2 separate regions of the Homo sapiens genome follow, and region 2 is linked to region 1. A link is an interaction called in ENCODE POLR2A ChIA-PET data of the cell type or tissue named here. Cell type or tissue: PC-9. All regions are shown on one strand. Links, peaks and the distances in the headings refer to the core of each region. The heading gives the core; the rest is flanking DNA.

Evidence for each region. Peaks named below come from ENCODE experiments on the same cell type or tissue, not always from the same donor. Only the 100,000 strongest peaks of a DNase experiment are listed, where the experiment ranks them.
Region 2: POLR2A ChIA-PET joins it to region 1 with 11 read pairs; 2 of 35 experiments call an interaction of 5 or more read pairs at or near these places.

What each region holds. Positions count from the first base shown.
Region 1 is chr6:106,794,710-106,805,794 of GRCh38, reverse strand. No RefSeq gene overlaps it. Among named protein-coding and RNA genes, the nearest start is that of LINC02532, 13 kb to the right of the region's middle. RefSeq lists enhancers at 760-1,520, 6,467-6,761. In PC-9, for the core only: no CTCF peak of the experiment used is centred there; DNase peaks (open chromatin) are centred at 6,504 and 7,334; H3K4me3 peaks cover 1,359 bases; H3K27ac peaks cover 3,698 bases.
Region 2 is chr6:106,665,869-106,675,747 of GRCh38, reverse strand. It overlaps QRSL1 (glutaminyl-tRNA amidotransferase subunit QRSL1), which reads right to left. Exons shown (of 11, transcript NM_018292.5): 11 at 7,331-9,879. The coding sequence ends at 9,746. Among named protein-coding and RNA genes, the nearest start is that of LINC02526, 25 kb to the left of the region's middle. In PC-9, for the core only: no CTCF peak of the experiment used is centred there; no DNase peak of the experiment used is centred there.

The sequences.
Region 1 (11,085 bases), core at 1,797-9,796:
GCTGCCCCAGTTCCCGCTGGCGCCTCTCCCTCCACACCTCCCTGCAAGCTGAGGGAGCCGGCTCTGGCCTTGGCCGGCCCAGAAAGGGGCTCCCACAGTGCAGCGGCGGGCCAAAGGGCTCCTCAAGTGCCGCCAAAGTGGGAACCCAGGGAGAGGAGGCGCTGAGAGCAAGCGAGGGCTCTGAGGACTGCCAGCACGCTGTCACCTCTCAATATCATAAGGGCCATGAGAAGGTATCCAGTCAATAATTTAGATAAGGAAGAGTAAATAGGTTTCACCTAGTGTACCAACTCTGATTGGTTGATAGTAGCTGACTAAAGTATTATGTTGAGAAGGATGCTGAGGCTCTTTCTGGCCTTAACTAGGGAAGAGCACTATGATTGATTACTGATGCCTGTTGGAATGTTGAAGAGGTAAGTGACAGTCTCTGTGCTACATAGCTGACATAGCTTATAATATATATTCAGCAAGTGCCAATTTTTCTCTCTTATAATGTGGCAGCATTGAGAGGGATATAAAAATGGAAAAATATGATCATTTCTCAGAAGGAGTTCACAGTCTGAGGAAAGAGAAAGAAGCCAGAGTTGGTTGAATCATCTGGTGGTGACTGCTTGGCCGTTGGGCCAGCCAGATGGTCAAAAAGAAGCCTAGTGGTTACTGGGGACATATATGACATTTTTGTTGTGATGATGTTTGCATCTCTCTGCTGCCCTGCAGTTATGGAACTGTAGATATAAAACAAGGAAGTAGGATAAGGCAGAAATGTTACCTCTTGTGATAGCTCTGGAGTCAGACAGATTTGGGTTTAATTCTAGCCCCAATATTTATTGTGTGTTATTGGAAAAGTTGCTAAGTCTCTGTAGACCATAGTTTCCTCATCCACAAAATGGGCATAATTACAGCAGCTGCTACATTAGATTGTTTTAAGGGCTGTGTGTGTGCAGCAATTTCCTCCTTCCTAAAATGGGTATGGCTATTTCTCTCCCGGAAAAGAAGTGTGCCGTATAGTTAAGGTAATGCATGCAAAGTGCTAGGAGCTTGCCTGTCACCTAACCGTGGGGTCACCATGGAGCCACAGAGGGAATTTACAAATGCAAAAGAAGCTGATTGGCCACTGGGGTTAATGCTCAGGATTCTCGGCTCTGTCCTTCCTGTTTCTCTCCAGGAATGCGGTAGTTGTTCAAGCAATAATACTCCCATCTCCATTAATTATCTTAAAAGCTAATCAGAAGATACCAGGAAATGCAGCATTCTCTGCGTGCCTAACCTTTGCTGAACTCTTAAATGCTTTTGTTTGAGAGAAAGTTGTATTAACTCAAATCTATTCAGTCTTCCAGTTTCTACCTTCTCTGTTTCACCAGAGAGTATAATTATTCTCCAGCCTGGGAGGGAGCACTTGAAAAAAGCTGGGAGAGGGGGATGGGGAATAGGGAGACTGAGGGAGAGGGTTAGTTATTTAATAGTCTGAAAGTCAATGGAATGTTTGTTTTACCATCTCATTTTGAGATTTTTCTTGTTGACATGAAGAGTTAGATTTTTTGAGGATGAAACAACAAAATTATTTAGAAGCAAAGGAGAGCAAAGACTGAGCAGGCCACGATTTAGAATATTAGCAATGACTTTTGAAGTCAGAAGGGTAGTAAGATAAATGAAGGTAGTAAGATGACTGCCTTTGTAAATCTGGCTCACTTGCAATTCTGTCTTAAACTGTGAGAACATCAGTTATGCAGCAGAGTTGAAGGCACTGGAAGGGAGTAAGGCCTTGGGCCCATGGAAGCAATGGTATCAGGTTTAACTGTCTTCTGGGCTCTTGAGGCCAATAGACCTGGCACCTACCAGTCTGGGCTCTGCCACTTTCTAGTTGTATGACATTGAGCTATATCTCTCAAAGCTTTAGTCTCCTTGACATAATAATGGTGCTATTAGTCAAGCCAGGCTAAGCCATGCTGCTATATTTCCACTCAATAATGAATAATTAATTGTAAATTCATTCAGCATTTTAGAGTTTACTATCTGAATTTCAGGAAATAATCCAAACCAGGATTCAAGCACAGGTTTGTCTACTCAAAATCCCTTTGTTGTTGTATTACATCTCACTGATCTTACAGAGGAAGTCATAGGTACCATAAACAGCTGCTGCTCAACCAGACTGAAGGCAAAGTAATTATCTTGGATAGTTCTGGTGCAGCCTTTTTGGAAAAATAAACAAAAGAAAATTTACTTATGTGACATATCCTACCAAGCACAATTTCTGGAAAGTGCTCATTACCCTTTGCTAATTGGAAAAAAAAAATCATTTTTTTTTTTTACATTGCTTAGACTTATTTTGCATAATCTAGACTCATATGGGCCTTGGGCTTGTAAAGATAAAGGCTGAGAATGTATAAGAGCACCTAAGTGGGAGGGGCACCTGGGTTCTTTCGGTCATGCAGCAGAAGCCTGGCCCTCTTCCTCTGCACCCTGCATTACTATCTAAACCCTCTCACTGTGGCCACAGGGGCCATTGCCTAGTGAGTAGAAGTGGGCACTGATCTGGCTATAGTATTGCTAAGCCAGATCTTAGCTACCCAACCCTTCTCAGCTCTTCTTTTTGCCTAACCTGCTCCAAGGCAGTGCTTTTTAGACTTTAATGTTTGTGCAGAGCTTCCAGGGATCTCGTTAAAGTGCAGATTCTGATTCAGCAGGTCTGGATTTGGGTCTGAGATTCTGAAATTGTATCAGGCTCCTGGGAGGTGCCAATGCAGCTGGTCCTCAGACCACATTTTGATTACAAAATAACATTTATCAGCTTTTCAATCCAGAGCAAATGGAGCATCTTGAAGTCTTACAGTTCTAAAAGAGACTTTAAAAAAATAATAATATAATGGCGCCAGGTGTGGTGGCTTATGTCTATAATCCCAGCACTTTGGGAGGCTAAGGTGGGTGGATCACTTGAGCCCAGGAGTTTGAGATGGGCTCGAGTGGGCAACATGATGAAACCCTGTCTCTACAAAAAATACCAAAAATTAGGAGGGTGTGGTGGTACACACTTGTCCCAGTTACTCGGGAGGCTGAGGTGAGAGGATTGCTTGAGCCTGGGAAGTCAAGGCTGCAGTGAGCCGTGATTGCACCACTGCACTCCAGCCTGGGCAATAGAGCAAGACCCTGTCTTAAAAAAAAAATAATAATACAATAATGAATTCTACCAGCCATGCACAAATAATTTACTTAAATAGTCTACTCTTTAAAGATACTCTTCTCCTCAGAGAGTGTCAGTGTACTGTGTCCTGTGCAGTCAGAGTCAGCTGCCATGCCAGGATTTTTTGCTGGACTCTTTTACCCTGTGTTTTATTTCCACATGTGCTTATATCAGTTTTTGCCTAGTGCTTCAAATGTAGGTCTCTTAGAGAGCAGTGCCTCTAATCTGATCTCCACGTTAACCCTCGGCTGCTGATGGATGGAAAATGAGCCTGGCGGAGCACTATGAGATGAAGGGCTGGTATTCTTCTGTCTGCCACTCACCGTGAGCTCTGGCCTTGGCAGCTGCCTGCAGTTGTAAAGTCTGGCTCATGAAACCATGGTTTCCTGACCAGGTCCCCTTTCCTTCACACTGGAAACAAGCTTCATCCAGCACCTGACGGGGCAGGATCTATTCACAGCTTCCTCTATCTGGTTGCTTCTGTGAGGCCATGGGCTTCAGCTGACAGCAGGCGCTCTGGAACTTTAGCCCCCCGGGTTTTCCATATTTTTGTTTCCTTCCCAGCAGAAGGCAGGAGGGCTGGATCAAGCAACCACTGTCCTACTCCTGTCAGTCAGACATTAACATCCCTTCACAGGCTAGTATGAGAAGTTCTTTTACCCACGTCCCCTTGTCCCCTCCACTTCCCCCCAGCTGTGAATAGCTGAAAGGCAGCCAGAAGTTAGAAGCCCCTCACAGAGAAATCTGCAAGATTGCTTTATGGACGTTACCCAGGTGTTACTTTCTTACTGAGTCTCAGAGCTGTAATCAAATGCCTTCTGATGATATTCATCGTGCAGATTCGGGAAGCTTTGTGGGTCTCACTGGTATCCCACAAAGGGATGGTAAAGGAAGGGTATGAAATGAATGTGCCATTTGGTCTTTATCCCCCTTGCTCGCATCTGGGTGCCATGGCAACCACCTCACTCTGGAGAGGGGTCTACCAGGGGCCTTCCTATACGTCAGCCACAGCCTTGAAGGGCTGCTTCAGGGACAAGACAATTTTAAAAGAGTTTCCCATCAATCACCAAGACCTGTCATTTTCTTCTTCAAAATGCTTTTTGCATGCAGCTCCTCCCCCGCTTTGCCCGCTTGCTGGCATCTCGATCCAGCCCTCTCACCCGCACCCCCTCTTCCTGTGCCTTGAGGCCTGCGCTCCTTCTGCACATGCTTGTAAGAAAGAGCTCCCTAAAGCATTGCTCTCCTTGGGCCGTTCCTCCACTTGGAAATCTAAAATAGCTTCACATTGCCTTGGAGATCCAGCAAGAATACTCCTGCTTGTTTCCAGGCGCTCTGCAATCTGGTGTTCCCATTGTCATTCACTTCCCATCTCTTCAGTGGTGGCTTGGGTCAGCCTGCCTTCCCTGCTCTCCTCTCCTTGAGGCGGGAATTCCAGGCCCAGGGGTGTTTCCTCACCCCGGTTTTGTTCTTCAGATACTCTCAAAGCACCTTTTCCTTGTCCTTCCTAGTGCCCTGCACAGCTGTCATGAATGTATGGGTTTCATAGGATTTTGTTTATTGTCTGGCCTCCTCAACACACTGGAGCCCTCGGAGGGCAAGGACGCTGTATGAATCTGCTTAAGGCCACCATGACAAATTCCACAGACCAGGGGGCTTTAACAGTAGAAATTAATTTTCTTGCAGTTCTGGAGGTGGGTAGTCTCAGATCAAAGGCTCAAGAAGCACGTTTGGCTTCTCCTGAGGTCTCTCTCTTTGGCTTGCAGGTGGCCTTTTCTCTGGTGTCTCTTTGTGTCTCCAAATCTCCTCTTATGATCACACCAGTTAGATTGGGTTAGGGCCGACACTAAAGGCCTCATTTTAATTTCACTGCCTCTTTAAAGGCCTTATCTCCAAATGCAGTCACATTCTGAGGTACTGGGTGATTTGGGCTTCAACATATGAATTTTGAGGAGACATAATTCGGCCCATAAGAGGCTCAATCCTCTCTGGCTCATGTACCTGCAGCACAGGTACATGTCTGGACATGGAAGGTAGGACTCAGCACAGGTTTGTGCCCGGAATGATGCCTGTCTCTGAGGTGTCCTGCTCCTCACCCGCCAGTCCTTCCAGGCTCAGGTCCAGCCCTGCCCCACATGAAAGCCCTTCTTAAGCCCTGGGCGACTTTCTTCTCAGAATTTCTCCAGTTTGCACATATGCAGTCTCATCTTGCTAACTCTTTCAGGAGTTTTAGCTTTGACCCCTTAACTAGCATAGACCACTGGGCTGTTCCTCCCACAGATCAGCCAACAAAGGGGCTGCTCTCAAACAAACTCCCCTCCCCCACGTGAATGATGCTTTTTCCCTTTGGAAGGATCTGGATCCATCATTGATTAAAATCTTCACGAGGAGGTCTTTGAGGGAGGACGGCCAGTTCCAGGGAGTGGCCCCTCTCAAAATCACCTGGCCTTCCGGAGTGAGCTGGAATCGAAGCTGAGAGTTTGGGTACTTGAATCCACAAACTATTAGGTTGGTGCAAAAGTAAATGTGGTTTTTGCATTAAGAGCAATGGCAAAGATGGCAATTACTTCTGTACCAACTTAATATGTTTCTTTTGTCCTAGAAATAATCACAGACCAAGATGAGAAACACAATCTGCTCATCAGCCTTTCCCAAATAATGGATTGAAACATTTTACTAGCTCAAAGCATTTCAAATCTGTATGGAGATTTTGTTTGGTTTCTAACCATTATTCTCTTGCCAGGCTGGGGAGCAAGTCTTCTGAGATTTAAAGAGTTAAGACTGGTTATGTCTACACATCCCCGGATAACTTAATTATTGACCCAGCTTGTAAATCATTCATAGCTTTCCAGAGATATCTATATACTTCTGCTGGCAGCAAATGAAATCCTGGGCTATTTGTGGAATGGTGGTTGGGGTCAGGGAGAGTGTGAAAAATTAAGAATAACAACACTTCCTTTCCTTCCTGAACTTTAATTGCCCCTTTAAATAAAGCCAAGGCTTTCTTCCTTTGCCACCTTCTCAGAGCACCTCAGTTAACTGCCAAGAAGGCTCTGGTTTCACTTGCCATTCTCCATGTCATGCCACTCAAGGATACTAGGTGACTTTGGTTTCATTTAGGAGTGAAGTCGCTGGGATCAGCCGTCTTGCCTGGAGTCCCCCTGGGTTACAGCCAGGGCTTTAGGAATGCAACATCTTACATTTTAGGTAACTCTTCTAATCCTGTCCCTAAGGGGCTGGATAAGAAATGATGGCTTTCAGCTGGCCTGCCAGTGAGGCATCTAGGCGGGTTTGTGGTTAACCAAGGCCACACACCCAGTGAGCAACAAGATGGGGTTTAATGGTAGCTGTGTCTGGTGGGGGCCACACCTCTGTGGTGTCTGGTGTCAGCCAGGCCTGCGTACTTTCAAATCAGAGGAGAGGTCCGGTCAGGGTTCCCAGGCTGCAGGGTCAGGTCCAACGCCTGTGAAAACAGACACCCAAATAATCAAAGACCTGCATTCCTGTGTCTAAATAGCAGCTAATCCTCACTCCTTTGAAGGAGCAGAAACCACAGGTGACAGTGAAGCCGTCAGTAGAATCAGCCACCTGGTTTGTTTGTCCCCAAGTCCTATAGTTCTCGGAGCCCAAAGGAACCTTAATAGCGTCTCAGTCCATTTTACAGACAAGAAAAATACAGGGTCAGAACACTTTTATTGCAAATTAATACAACCTGGAAAAAGGCTATTTTATTCAAACCAGAAAAGAAATTAATGTCAAGAGACTTTTTTTTTTTTTTTTTGGAGTTTCGCTCTTGTCAGCCAGGCTGGAGTGCAGCGGCGCAATCTCGGCTCACCGCAACCTCTGTCTCCCGGGTTTAAGTGATTCTCCTGTCTCAGCTTCCCAAATAGCTGGGATTACAGGCGCCCGCCACCACACCTGGCTAATTTTTGTATTTTTAGTAGAGATGGGGTTTCACTATGTTGGCTGGTCTCAAACTCCTGAACTCAGGTGATCCACTCACTTCGGGCTCCCAAAGTGCTGGGATTACGGGCATGAGCCACGGTGTCCGGCCGCAAGAGACTTTTTAAGGTAAACAGTTGAATATTTTAAATGCCAAAAGCTGATGTCGTAATTTATTAAAGCCAGAGGCAAATCTTTCTCAACTTGTTCAGTCAACACAGTCCAGTTTCTAGTCAGTTTCAGCTGAGTGTGTCTGGAAGCACATTTTCCCTCTGGGGAAAACTACTGGCCTAGCTGGGCCGCTCCTTAGGGCTTTAGAGTTGTCTCTTTGTTTTCCTTGAATGTGTAGTGGCTCATTGGTGTGGGGTGGGGAGGAATTCAGACGAGGAGATCTGCAGGGGAATTTTCAATAAGCTTTGAGTGTTTTATAGGCATCCTTGCAGACCACACTATAAGATGTGGCTTTGTGACCACCCATCCCCTTACAGAGGCTTCTAAGAGGCTGAGATTTCAAAATCAAACTTCACAGGCAGGCGGACTCAAAGCCTCGCATCAACCAGCCACACACCACCTTTCTCAACAACCTCATTTTGCACCTTTGGAGAACATCTGTTAGAATCAAGCAAACCCTTTTCCCAAATTCTACTCTTGCTTGTTACCATTTCTGGCCAGTTGTTTTTACATGTTATTTTATTTAATATTCATAAAAATCCTACAAGGTAGGTTTTATCATCTCCAATTTTCATATGAGGAAACTCAAGCTCTGCACAGGTGAGCAGCTTTCTCAAGCTGCATAATTAGTAGCATCACCAGTGTTGTCTTCATTCCATGATGCCATTTAGCAAAGCACAGTACCCTATAATTTTTAAAAAGACTCTCTTGACCCTAGTGTAGAACTCTGTTTGGATAAACAGATGACCAGAGAATGTGGCTTGTATCAGGAGACTTCACACTGCAATTTTAGAGTCCTGTACCTGTAACCTGTGTGTGCGTATGTGTATACACATTACTATTGCCATTTCTTCTTCTCATCAGTTTCCCACCAGGATGAAGTCTTTGTCTGGCTTGAGGATGAAGTCTCTATCTGAAGGCTGCAGAGCTTTGTCTGTTTGCTGGGGAGAGCTGTGGGCCTTTGAAGTATACCTCTGTGCTGAATTGTTTTGGGGCAGGGGTAGGCTTGTGGGGTAAGGGGAGAATCTTGTTTACTCACACTCACAGTCCCAGAGACTGTGCATCTTGCCCTGGCTCAACCAGTTCACAGAGGCCTGGATGAGCTTTATGCAAGAGAGGTCTTTATGGAAACACAGACGAAAAAAGCTGCCTGAACACATGCCAGAAATGCCACTTCAGGCTGTTAGGTTCTTGCTCTTCTCTCTCTGTGCGCCTTTTTGGCTTTGAGTAATTTGAAGGGGCTCCAAACCCCAGTTCCTTACCAGGCCTCTTTCCCCCACCAGTTTCAATGCTTCTGCCAAACTGAAAAGGTGAGCCCAGCAACCCTCTTTCCTCAAGCAGTCCTGCTCCATCCCAGCTACATTCTAGGTCAGGACACTAAAAACCCACCCCAGAGTGGATGTACAAGAACAATATTTTACTCAACATTTTGGCTTTTTAAAATTAAACTTAGATGAAAACTGGCTTTACAGATGTTGGAACACTGGTGTGGCCCTAAGAGCTGGCTTAGTTGGGGTTTATGAGGCTTATATGAGATGATGTTTTCCCATGCCTGAGTTAGGGTGTAGTCTTTACATGAGGGAAAAAATTCTTCTATCTGACCGTGCTGCAAATGATCTAACACTAAGTCTATTGTTCACACTGTCAAAATTAAGAAATATAATTGTATTCATGTTGGGATTTATAATTTATTATTTTATTGTTATTTTTGTTTGTCACATTTATTAATTCAAGTTTTATGTTGCCTCATCTTAACTTTAAAATGTGCTGTTGCTGGGCACAGTGGCTCACGCCTGTAATCCCAGCACTTTGGGAGGCCAATGCGGGTGGATCATCTGAGGTCAGGAGTTCGAGACTAGCCTGGTCAACATGGTGAAACCCCGTCTCTACTAAAAATACAAAAAAAATTAGTGCGCCATGGTGCTGGGCGCCTGTAATCCTAGCTACTCTGGAGGCTGAGGCAGGAGAATCGCTTGAACCCTCCGCCGGGAGGTGGAGGTTGCAGTGAGCCAAGATTGCGCCATTGCACTCCAGCCCGGGCAACAAGAGTGAAACTCTGTCCCAAAAAGACAAACTAACAAAAAATAACAAAAAATGTCCTGTTTAATAACTCATACTTACTCTCTTACGATAAGGAAATCATACGTCAACCAACAAAAGATGGTTGAAAGGTGAGTTGTTGTTTTTTTTATTTTTGTTTTTTTAGGAATGTGTGGCCGTATATTCATTTGAGCCTCTGAATTGGGCTCCCTATCCCTGGTTTTGGTGTAAATTAAGTTCCCTTATCACTGTCTGGCAGAGAGGGAGCTAAATGGAATAAAGATGGGAATGTCTGCTGGCTTCCTCCCTTTCCCAGATAACCAAAAACTCACGCTATAATGGTCTGCCAAATTTCCTCCCTTCTTTCCTCTCCCAAAGAGGACGTGTTTTTATTCCCTTTTTAATCACGGGGAGAGAGGCAATATCAACGACTATAGTCAAAGGATAGACATAAGAGAGGAAGTAAAGAGAGGAAAATGCAAGTGCGGAGCTCAGCCTAGAGAAAGCCTTCGGGAAATTGTGATGAGGGACACCTCAGAACAAATGCAGCACATATGAGTGAAATGGGTGCAGAAGAAAGGGAAATTCATAAGTGTTGCTGTATGCTCTATGTTTGCCTTCTCTTTGTGGTTTCCCAGAATCTCAAAATAAATAATTTGAGTCTTTGAAATTCCTTCTTGTGTCAGGCTGTATTCCTTGACTACCATCTTGAGACTGAACTATTTGGATCCTGCCTTTATACAGGTTATACCCCAGAAATATTCCTGTGTCCCCGCTTTTCTGAGGCTTTCTACTTCGCCCCATTCAGAGGTACAATATTATATTTCATGGCATCAGGATTTGGCTATCCTGCAGTAGATCACAGTAATTTGGATGGGTCTACAATAAGTCTAGACACAGTTCACCTCAGGGGTCACTTAATTAACCTGATGAATCCAAGAGGAACTGTTTTATTACCATGAATGAGAAATTTTCCAATTGGAGTTTGTTTAAATAATGAGGACATGTGGAATATATTCTAATTGTATTGGCTAGCTAATATCTATTAGATGAGCTTCAAAATATTTCAGGTTTGGGGGCTCGGCATGGTGGCTCATGCCTGCAATCCCAGCACTTTGGGAGGCTGAGGCAGGTGGATCACCTGAGGTCAGGAGTTTGAGACCAGCCTGGCCAACATGGCAAAACCCTGTCTCTACCAAAAATACAAAAATTAGCCAGGCATGGTGGCACATGCCTGTAATCCCAGCTACTTGGGAGGCTGAGGCAGGAGAGTCGCTTGAACCTGGGAGGCGGAGGTTACAGTGAGCGGAGATCGTGCCACTGCACTCCAGCCCGGGCGACAGAGCAAGACTCCATCTCAAAAACAAACAAACAACCCCAAATATTTCAGGTTTGTTCCATCCTCCTGTCCAGAGAATCCTAAGAAGCCTACGCTTGTCTTGTAGAAATGTAGTTAGAATTGTCTTTTAGAGGGAACAGTGATTTTGCTGGTGGCCTTTCAAATTGAATTTTTTATTAGAAGAATCTCCAATGCCATAAGCTGTCAAAAAGATGTGGCAGCATGTTTATCTATAACAGACATATCTTCAGTCATTTTTTCTCTGTGTGTTTAACTCGAGAAGTTGTATTATTTATGACTTTCAAAAATGTATTCTTGGGCAATGTTCACAGCTCAGTCGCCAAGAACATTCGTGGAGTCCCAGAGAGGTGTTCTGCTTCCCTGAGCTGCCAAAGCCTCAGAGTTGGGACTTCTCTCC
Region 2 (9,879 bases), core at 258-8,257, 130 kb after region 1:
CAACAAAGCTTCAACAATGGCCCTAAATCAGACCTGAGTGTATAGAAGCATTTAGACTAGAATAATAGTGTGGACAGGTGCTGGGTTACGTGGTATTTTTAATAAAGGTTAGGTCCCTTCCTCATATCATTTGCTAACAATTATTACAGATAGATTTGATATATGATATCAAAGGCAAAAGTCACAAAAGTAAAAACAGATAAATTGGACTTCATTAAACTGAAAAACTTTCCCCTGACAGTGTGTGGCAAAAAAATAATAATACAAAAAAGGAACACTTTCCTGCTCCTAAGAAAAGCATTAAGAAAGTGAAAAGGCAACTCATGGAATGCGAGAAAACAATTATAAATCAGATACCATCTGATAAGGGGCTTGTATCTAAAAGATGTGTTTCTTTAAAAACCTTTTAAACTCAACAATAAAAAGACGAATAACTCAATTTAAAATGAGCAAAGGATTTGAATAGAAGTTTCTCCTCCAAAGAATATATATAAATGATCAGTAAGCAGATGAAAATATACTCAATATTATTAGTCATTAGAAAAATGCAAATCAAAACCACAATGAAATACACTTCACATCTACTGAGATGGCAAAAATCAAAAAGAGAAAACAAAAATTGTTGGCAAGGATGTGAAGAAACTGAAACCCTCATGCATTGCTGGTGGGAATGTAAAATGGTGCAGCCACCTTGGAAAAGAGTTTGGCAGTTCCTCAAAAAGTTAAATAGTTACCTATGATTCAGTCTGTTTCTGTTACTATAACTGAATACCACACACTGGGTAATTTACAAAGAAAAGAAATTTATTTCTTATAATTCTGGAGGCTGGGAAGTCCAAGATTGAGGGATCACATCTGGTGAGGCTCTTTTAGACAGTGAGGACTCTCCATAGAGTGCTGAGGTGGGACAGGGCATCACATGGTGAGAGGGCCAAACAGGTTTTTATAACAGATCCACTCTCATGAAAACTAACCCATTAATCCACTAATCTATGAGTGGGTTAATCTATTCATGAGGGCAGAATTCTCATGACTTACTCACTTCCCCAAGGTCCCACATCTCAACACTGCTGTGTTGAGGACCAAGTTTCTAACATGAACTTTTGGGGGAATACATTCACACCACAGCACTGAGCAGTCCCAGACCTATGTATATATTCATGCAAAATGAAAATATGTTCACAGAAACACTTGTACATGAATGCTTATAGCAGCATTATTCATAATGGCAACAAAGTGGGAACAACCCAAATGTTCATCAATTAATGATGAATAAACAAAATGTAATGTATCTACCCATCGGAATATTAGTCATAAAAAGCAATGAAATATTGATAAATGCTCCAACATAGATAGACCTTGAAAACATTGTACTGAGTGAAAGAAGCCTGATGCAAAAGGTCACATACTGTATGATTCCATTTGTATGAAATGTCCAAAACAGGCAAATCCAGAGAGACAGAAAGTAAATTAGTGGTTGCCAGGAGCTGGGAGGAGTGGAATGGGGAGTGATTATTAATAAGTACAGTTTCTTTGTTGAAATAATGAGAAAGTTCTGGAATCAAGTGGTGATGCCTGCATAACTGTGTGAAGTATAACACCAATTTTGTTGTTGTTGTTGAGACGGAGTCTTGCTCTGTTGCCCAGGCTGGAGTGCAGTGGTGTGATCTTGGCTCACTGCAACCTCCGCCTCCCGGGTTCAAGTGATTCTCCTGCCTCAGCCTCCTGAGTAGTTGGGATTACAGGCACCCGCCACTGCGCCTGACTAATTTTTGTATTTTTAGTAGAGACGGGGTTTCACCATCTTGGCCAGGCTGGTCTCGAACTCCTGACCTTGTGATCCACCCGCCTTGGCCTTCCAAAGTGTTGGGATTACAGGCGTGAGCCACAGTGCCCAGCCACACCAATTTTATTAATAAAATACATATAATTACATAAGCATATACAAATTATTTAAGCAAAACAAGCAGGAAGCTATTTTCATGGGATTGCTTCTGTACCCAGAGCTCTTAAATAAGCACACAGGGACTTAACTTGCAAACATTTTTTGTAACTTATTTAATTTAAATAAATAATAAAAAAAGGCCACACGCGGTGGCTTACGCCTGTAATCCCAGCACTTTGAGAGGCCAAGGTGGGTGGATCATCTCAGGTCAGGAGTTCAAGACCAGCCTGGCCAACATGGTGAAACCCTATCTCTGCCAAAAATACAAAAATTAGCTGGGCGTGGTGGCAGGTGCCTGTAGTCCCAGCTACTCGGGAGGCTGAGGCAGGAGAATCTCTTGAACCCAGGAGGTAGAGGTTGTGGTGAGCCAAGATCGCGCCACTGCACTCCAGCCTGGGCGACAAGAGGCAAAACTCAGCCTCAAAAAAAAAAAAAAAAAAAAAAGCCTCAGCCAATCACAAACAGCCAACCAACCAACTGGTTATATGGTTAGGGACCTCTCACCAGACCATACCCAAATAAGGCAAATGGCTCATCATATGACGCCCCAATAAGGAAAACATCTAGCTGTAGCCAATCAGATGATTTCTCTACTTTGCTTCTGTATTCAGCCTATAAAAGCTCACTGCTCATGCTACTACTTAGAGTTCTCAGAACCTCTTCTGGCTCCAAATGCTCTTGATTCATGAATCATTTTTTGCTTAGATGAACTCCAACATATTTATTTTGTCTAAAGTTTTTAACAATATACATACTAGATGGTGAGTTGACAAGTGATTTTTTTTCTCTTATAGTGCTTTTCTTTTTCTTACAGAGAACATGCATTACCTTTGTAATTAGAAAAATAAAACCTGTTAAAATAGGTGGTGGGTATGTGGGTGTTCACTGCTGTATATATGCATGATAGGGGTATATACATCTAAATTATCCAAAACTGGTTTCAAGTCATTAACATACAAACTAAAAGGAAGTGAGGCTGGAATTAAGTTTGAAGACTTAGAATAATGAAGGATATTCTAATTCTAATACAGTACTCTATCAAAACAATTCTATAGACAAGCATGTAAGAAAAATCTATTTCTTCTAAAATTATGTGCAAATTATCTTCTTAGTGGTAACGCTTCATTTCTCCGTGGAAATGGCCACTAGGATACCAGGTAATTGGTGCAGAATAATAAAATAATAAAACATCAGAAAAAAAGGAAACAAATATAAAGACTTCATTATTTATGCTCTGACTCCCAAAACGCCATCTTACTTAATTGCCTCTTTTTCCCCTGCCTGTTAGGCCTCTCATTTGGCTGTAGAATTCTCCAGTCCCTACAAATTATTGTTGCTTTCCCTTTTTATTTAATGTGAATGGTAATACCATTCTTCCAGCTGCGAACATTTCATAGGATAAAAATAACTTTTCTTTCCCTCCATTCTCCCCTATCCTCTAATCCAATTAAGGTCTACATTCTTCTAATTTTCACTTTCTAGTGCTTCACTTCTTTTACCATTAGCACCACCTTAATTCTGCACCAATTACCTGGCATCCAAGTGGCCATTTCCACGGAGAAATGAAGTGCTATCGCTAAGAAGATAATTTGCACATAATTTGAAAAAAAATAGATTTTTTTCTTACATGCTTGTCTATAGAACTGTTCTGATAGAGCACCGTATTAGAATTAGAATATCCTTGGTTATTCTAAGTCTTCAAACTCTGAATTCCAGCCTCACTTCCTTTTAGTTGGTATGTTAATTACTTGAAAGCAGTTTTGGATAATTTAGATGTATATGCCCCCATCATAGATAACAGAAAGATAAGTATTCTAAACTATGACTGGCCTCTATAGACAATTGGCCCTGCTAAGTGAACTATGGTAAAATTGCCGATTATAATTTTGGCAGATATCTGCCACCAACTTTATCATATTATTCATTGACCTGCAGGCCCATTTTGCAACTAACTTATTATGGAAGATTCACCAAGGAGTGAAGTTGCTTACAATTAGATGACTCATGGGTCCTTCGTTAACTTATTTTCCCTGAGGAATGTACTAATTGGCTGCTGGTAACATTTACCTTAAAATTTTCCCATGTTAAAGGAATTGCACTGAAGATACAGTTATTTTGGAGCCTCGATTATGTCTATATGTTAGAATGGAACTGCTTTTTATGAGGAAGAATTTGGTTCTGTCAAAAACACTTTCCCCATAGGAATATGGGTTGACCATTTTGGGGGAACCTTCATTCTTTTTGTTTGTTTGTTTGTTTGTTTGTTTGTTTGAGATGGAGTCTCGCTCTGTCGCCCAGGCTGGAGTGCAGTGGCGCGATCCCGGCTCACTGCAAGCTCCGTCTCCCGGATTCATGCCATTCTCCTGCCTCAGGAGCCCGCCACCACGCCAGGCTAATTTTTTGTATTTTTAGTAGACACGGGGTTTCACCGTGTTAGACAGGATGGTCTCGATCTCCTGACCTCGTGATCCGCCCGCCTTGGCCTCCCAAAATGCTGGGAATACAGGCGTGAGCCACCGCGCCCGGCCCGGAACCTCCATTCTTTAAAACGCCTGTCAGCCCTGTTCTTCATTTGGTTCACACGTCACGAAGACTTTCAGGTTTTCTATCACTGGAATGGCCAATTCTTTATCAAAAACTCATGGAAATTGCTTATTTTAATTTTTTTGAGACAAGGTCTCACTTTTTTGCTCAGGCTGAGGTGCAGTGGTGCGATCACGGCTCATTGTAACCTCCACCTCCCAGGCTCAAGCGATCTTGATTACACACGTGCACCACCACGCCCAGCTCATTTTCTGTATTTTTAGTAGAGACGGGGTTTCACCATGTTGCCCAGGCTGGTCTCAAACTCCTGGACTCAAGTGATCCACCCACTTCGGCCTTCCAAAGTGCTGGGATTATGGGCATGAGCCACCTCGCCAAGCCTCTGGAAATTGCTGTTTAAATACGTAGTCTAGTGGCCGGGCGCCGGTGGCGCATGGCTGTAATCCCAGCACTTTAGGAGGCCGAGGCGGGCGGATCACGACGTCAGGAGATTGAGACCATCCTGGCCAACATGGTGAAACCCCGTCTCTACCAAATATACAAAAATTAGCTGGGCGTGGTGGCGCGTGCCTGTAGTCCCAGCTACTCGGAGGCCGAGGCAGGAGAACTGCTTGAACCCGGGAGGCGGAGGTTGCAGTTAGCCGAGATTGCCGCCACTGCACTCCAGCCTGGCAACAGAGTAAGACTCCATAAAAAAAAAAAAAATGTAGTCTATCAGTTCTTCCAGATATTTTAAACTTCATTCTCAGGGGAGGCCAGATCATCAGGGAAATATATAGCTGGTCTCTGGTATAAGCTTTCAGTAAATTATAATTTGGCCACATGCCAAATTGTGGCGTCTGTAAGAGTTTACTGTGAGGCCTCTATAAGAAAATGACTGAAATTCATGATTGCATGCATTTATTTATAGCTACAAAATATTGCGTGCTTATTCTGTCAGGTATCATGCTATGTGCTTTCAGTGTGTCACTTAAATTTAATCCCTCCGACTACCCCAAGGAGTGGATATTATCCCTATTTTACAGGTCAGGATACTGAAACTCAAGACAAGTTACGCGGCTCGGAAATGGCAGCAACAAGATTCAATTCAGGGTTGTCTGATTTTTAAATCTGGTGGCCTTACCCCACTAGGAAAGCTAATTTCCCACCATATCATATACTACCCAATATTAAGCATCTATATAGATACCCTGACAAGCATTTTTTGTTTTTAATCTATTTCTGGTTTTATTCTTCTTCCTCACTTTTATTATCACTTCATGGATTTCCTCAACTATTTACTTTTATACAATTGTAATAATATATTTTTAATAAACTGCCTAAAATATTTTTGGGTTTATATTCTATTGAGGTACAAAGAAAAATAAATAAAAAAGCTCCTCCGAAATCCTGTAGTAATTACTTTTACTTAATGTTGCCTTTGGTTTTTTTTTCGTGTTATTTGCCTTTATTAAATTTTCAGGTTTATGTTCTAGTGTACACATTGCTTAAGTTATTAAATAACTGAGGAAAGCCTTCTATTTTAAACTTCCTCTGGGTCCTTCTAAACACAACGGATATGTCTTTTCCTAGGCTTGTGCCTTGGTACAGATAACCAGATGTTTGAAGAAAGGGAGGGGGACTGGGCACGGTGGCTCACTCCTGTCATCCCAGCACTTCGAGAGGCCAAGGTGGGCAGATGGCTTGCGCCCAGGAGTTCAGGACCAGCCTGGGCAACATGGCAGGACCCTGACTCTACAAAAAATTAAAAAAATTAGCTGGGCCTGGTGGTGCCACACTTGGGAGACTGAGGTGGGAGGATTGCCTGGACCCAGGAGGTCAAGGCTGCAGTGAGCAGGACTGTGCCACTGTACTCCAGCCAGGGTGAGGGCAAGACCCTGTCTCAAAAAAAAAAAAAAAAAAAAATAATAATAATAAAAGGGAGGGGGATTAAAAGTAGTTAATGAATGAAAATTTATAATAAGAGATATTTTTAAAGTTCCATTATTTTACTCCCCTGCTTTTTATTTATTATTTATTTTTTAATTTTTTGAGATGGAGTCTCACTCTGTCGCCCAGGCTGGAGTGCAGTGGTGCACTCTCGGCTCACTGCAAGCTCTGCCTCCCAGGTTCATGCCATTATCCTGCCTCAACCTCCTGAGTAGCTGAGACTACAGGCGCCTGCCACCGCGCCTGGCTAATTTTTTGTATTTTTAGTAGAGATGGGGTTTCACCATGTTAGCCAGGATGGTCTCGATTTCCTGACCTCGTGATCCGCCCGCCTCGGCCTCCGTAAGTGCTGGGATTACAGGCGTGAGCCACCGCGCCTGGCCTACTCCCCTGCTTTGAATCAAATAAGGTATGGCACACGGCTTGCTGAATCCCGAGGTCTACTTATTAGTACCTGCTTATTTCTTTTCACTATCCTTCAGATTCTGTTTAAAATCCTAAAGTTACTTATTTACATTAGGAGGTGCAGCTATTTCCTAATAGGAATAAGCACTTTTTTTTGTCATTTTGCAAGCTCCTCTTCTATACCATGCCATCTTTAATTTTAAACAGCCCAGTCTGATGTCATCACAGAGGACCCGGTGTCAGCCACTCAAAGGGAACATTCTGCCTCCTGGGTTTCAGGTGCTTTTTTTGGTAACGCTAAGTGTGGGCCAGCGTGGAACAGTGGTTTTCCCGCTTGCTCCTTTGGCTCTCTGTGGTGGCAGAGCACCATGTTTTATGATCACATCATTTTTTCACTCTGACACGTGTTCAAACTTTTGCTTTGGTTTGGGTCTTTCAGGTGTTATCAAGGAACTCATCTTACACGTGTAGACATCTTCACCTTTCAAAAACACTCTGTTCTGGAAGTTCTGTTGCTAATAATTTTAGAGTTTAATTAGCTGAGACAAAGAAAGTATTTGCCACTTAAATTCCCAGACAGTGACTTGGCAAAATGAGACCTACTAGATTAAGAGTAAAAATGAAGAGAAAAGAAAAACAAATTAGGTATCATTTCATGGTAGTTGGGTATCAGTATATGAGAACGGTAAATGTTTCACTTTTTAATTTCCAGATTCAAATTATTAGTGCAGCTCATGTAGAGATACAGGAACAAGAGATTTAATATTATTTGAAATAATATTGAATACTGAATAATATCATTGAATATATAATATTGAATATTATTATTTCGGCCAGGTGTGGTGGCTCACGTCTTTAATCTCAGCACTTTGGGAGGCTGAGGGAGGCAGATCACTTGAGCCCAGGAGTTTGAGACTAGCCTGGGCAACACAGGGAGAGCCCATCTCTCTCTCTCTCTCTTTTTTTTTAAATTCATTACATAAAAACAGATTGGGGCAACGGTTTGTTTATTTACTTGCTTTTGACATCATATTTGCTCCTTCAACTAAAATGGTTTCCTCCATCTAGGATGTTGTGGTGTCTGAGCAATTAAAAAACTTAAAACGGTTTCCTCTTGCTATAAAGTAATGCAATTTTCTCTCATGGATTTCTTCCTCTTTCAGGGATTCAGAGTCAAAATCTATAGGAATATTACTAAGCCTGGCACATAAGACTTTTATGTGAAGTTAATCAGGTTGAGTATTTGGGAGCGGGAGGATCTCAGAGAGGACAGAAAACTGTTTATGAAAACTAACAGGTGACGATGAAACATTCCAGTGGTTCTGCAGATGATTCTGACTCATTATTTTCTCTTCATGAACGTCATATTTAGAAAACAATTTTTTTTTACTAAACAAAGTGAATTTATTAAGTAACAATTCAGCTTTCATTTATCAACAATATGTAAGTGCTAGATTAAAATACCTGATCAATATGAGATGACAATGGTGTTCTAGTGAAGACACAGAAATCCAGTGATGAAGCCTTATCATGAGTAAATGGATGGTTTCCATTAGATTTTGTCAAATATTGAATACAGATATCCATTAATATCTCTGGGCTCGAGGGTCCCAAATAAAAAACACTCGTAAAGACAGTCAAGAGGAAAAGGAAACCATGAGATATAGAGAATCTGGGGTAAGGCAAGTTCTTGCCATGCGCATCCCCTCTTCTGCTTCATCAGCAAATTATCTGCATGTTTTTCAGAGTGTATGTTACTTGTGTATTTTGAACCTTTTTCACTAATACCATGCTCTGCTATCTACCAAGTTTCCAATCTGTGATGGTCTGTTAGGTTACAATAAATGTTTCGATGACATTAATGAGCTCATTTGTGATCAGTAAATAGGAGCATGAACTCAGTGTAACATGGAGTTGTTCTGGCTTCTAGGCATGGGCTCCGGAATAGCAGAAGTAAAATTGTAACTCTAAGGAGGAAAGGAAAGTTCTCAGTCATTTCAGCTCTTTCTTAGGGAAATAAAAGGAGTCCCTGCAAGTGGAGCTCCTCCCCAGAGAGGCATACCCCTGAGATTTGCATGATTCTGGGCCCTGACTGGTTGCATTTCCTCCTGTGCTCAAAGTTCCTCTTCCACCTGCTCTGCTCAGCGCTCAGAAGCCAATAATCGCACTCAATTGTTTCTGTGCATTTTTAACAACCCCTGAGGCGGCCTTCACCACATGATAAGTTGCCTGCCTAGGCTATCCAAGTTACCTCTAGAAGGACTATTCATGTTTTTGTTAGTGCTTTAGTTACACAGATGTACAATTTTTGAGAAGTTTATCCCTAATCTTATTTTTACTGTAAACTCTTTAATGAACATTATGGCAGAATGCATTGTCTTTGAGGAACAGGTATCTTGTGTTATTGTAGAAGTATTGTACACTTAGTGGATGCTTACTAAATGCTGACACGTTATTTATTATTAATTGTCACAGGAATTTTAAAAAGTAATTCCATGGAATGACTGTATTAACAAGAACCTAATTACAAGAATTGAGCAAGACCATTTGACTCTCTAGAATATAGAATCTCTGTACGTCATTTTATTTTATTTTATTTATTTATTTTGAGACACAGTCTTGCTTTGTCACCCAGGCTGGAGTGCAGTGCAGTGGCATGATCTCGGCTCACTGCAACCTCCACCTCCAGGGTTCAAGTGATTCTCCTGCCTCAGCCTCCTGAGTAGCTGGGACTACAGATGCCCGCCACTAAGCCTGGCTAATTTTTGTATTTTTAGTAGAGACGGGGTTTCACCATGTTGACCAGGCTGTTCTAGATCTTCTGACCTCATGATCCGCTCGCCTTGGCCTCCCAAAGTGCTGGGATTACAGGTGTGAGCCACTGCACCCAGCCTAAAAGTCATTTTAATTTGTAAGATATGTTTACTGTTTTAGAGAGACAGAGGCTAACTTTTCATTTTCAAGGACTGCTGAACAATCATCCATGAGTTCTTGAAGTTGAATAACAGGAAACTGTACTTGTTTTTCAAACCATTTGGCTACTGTAAGAAGCTGCT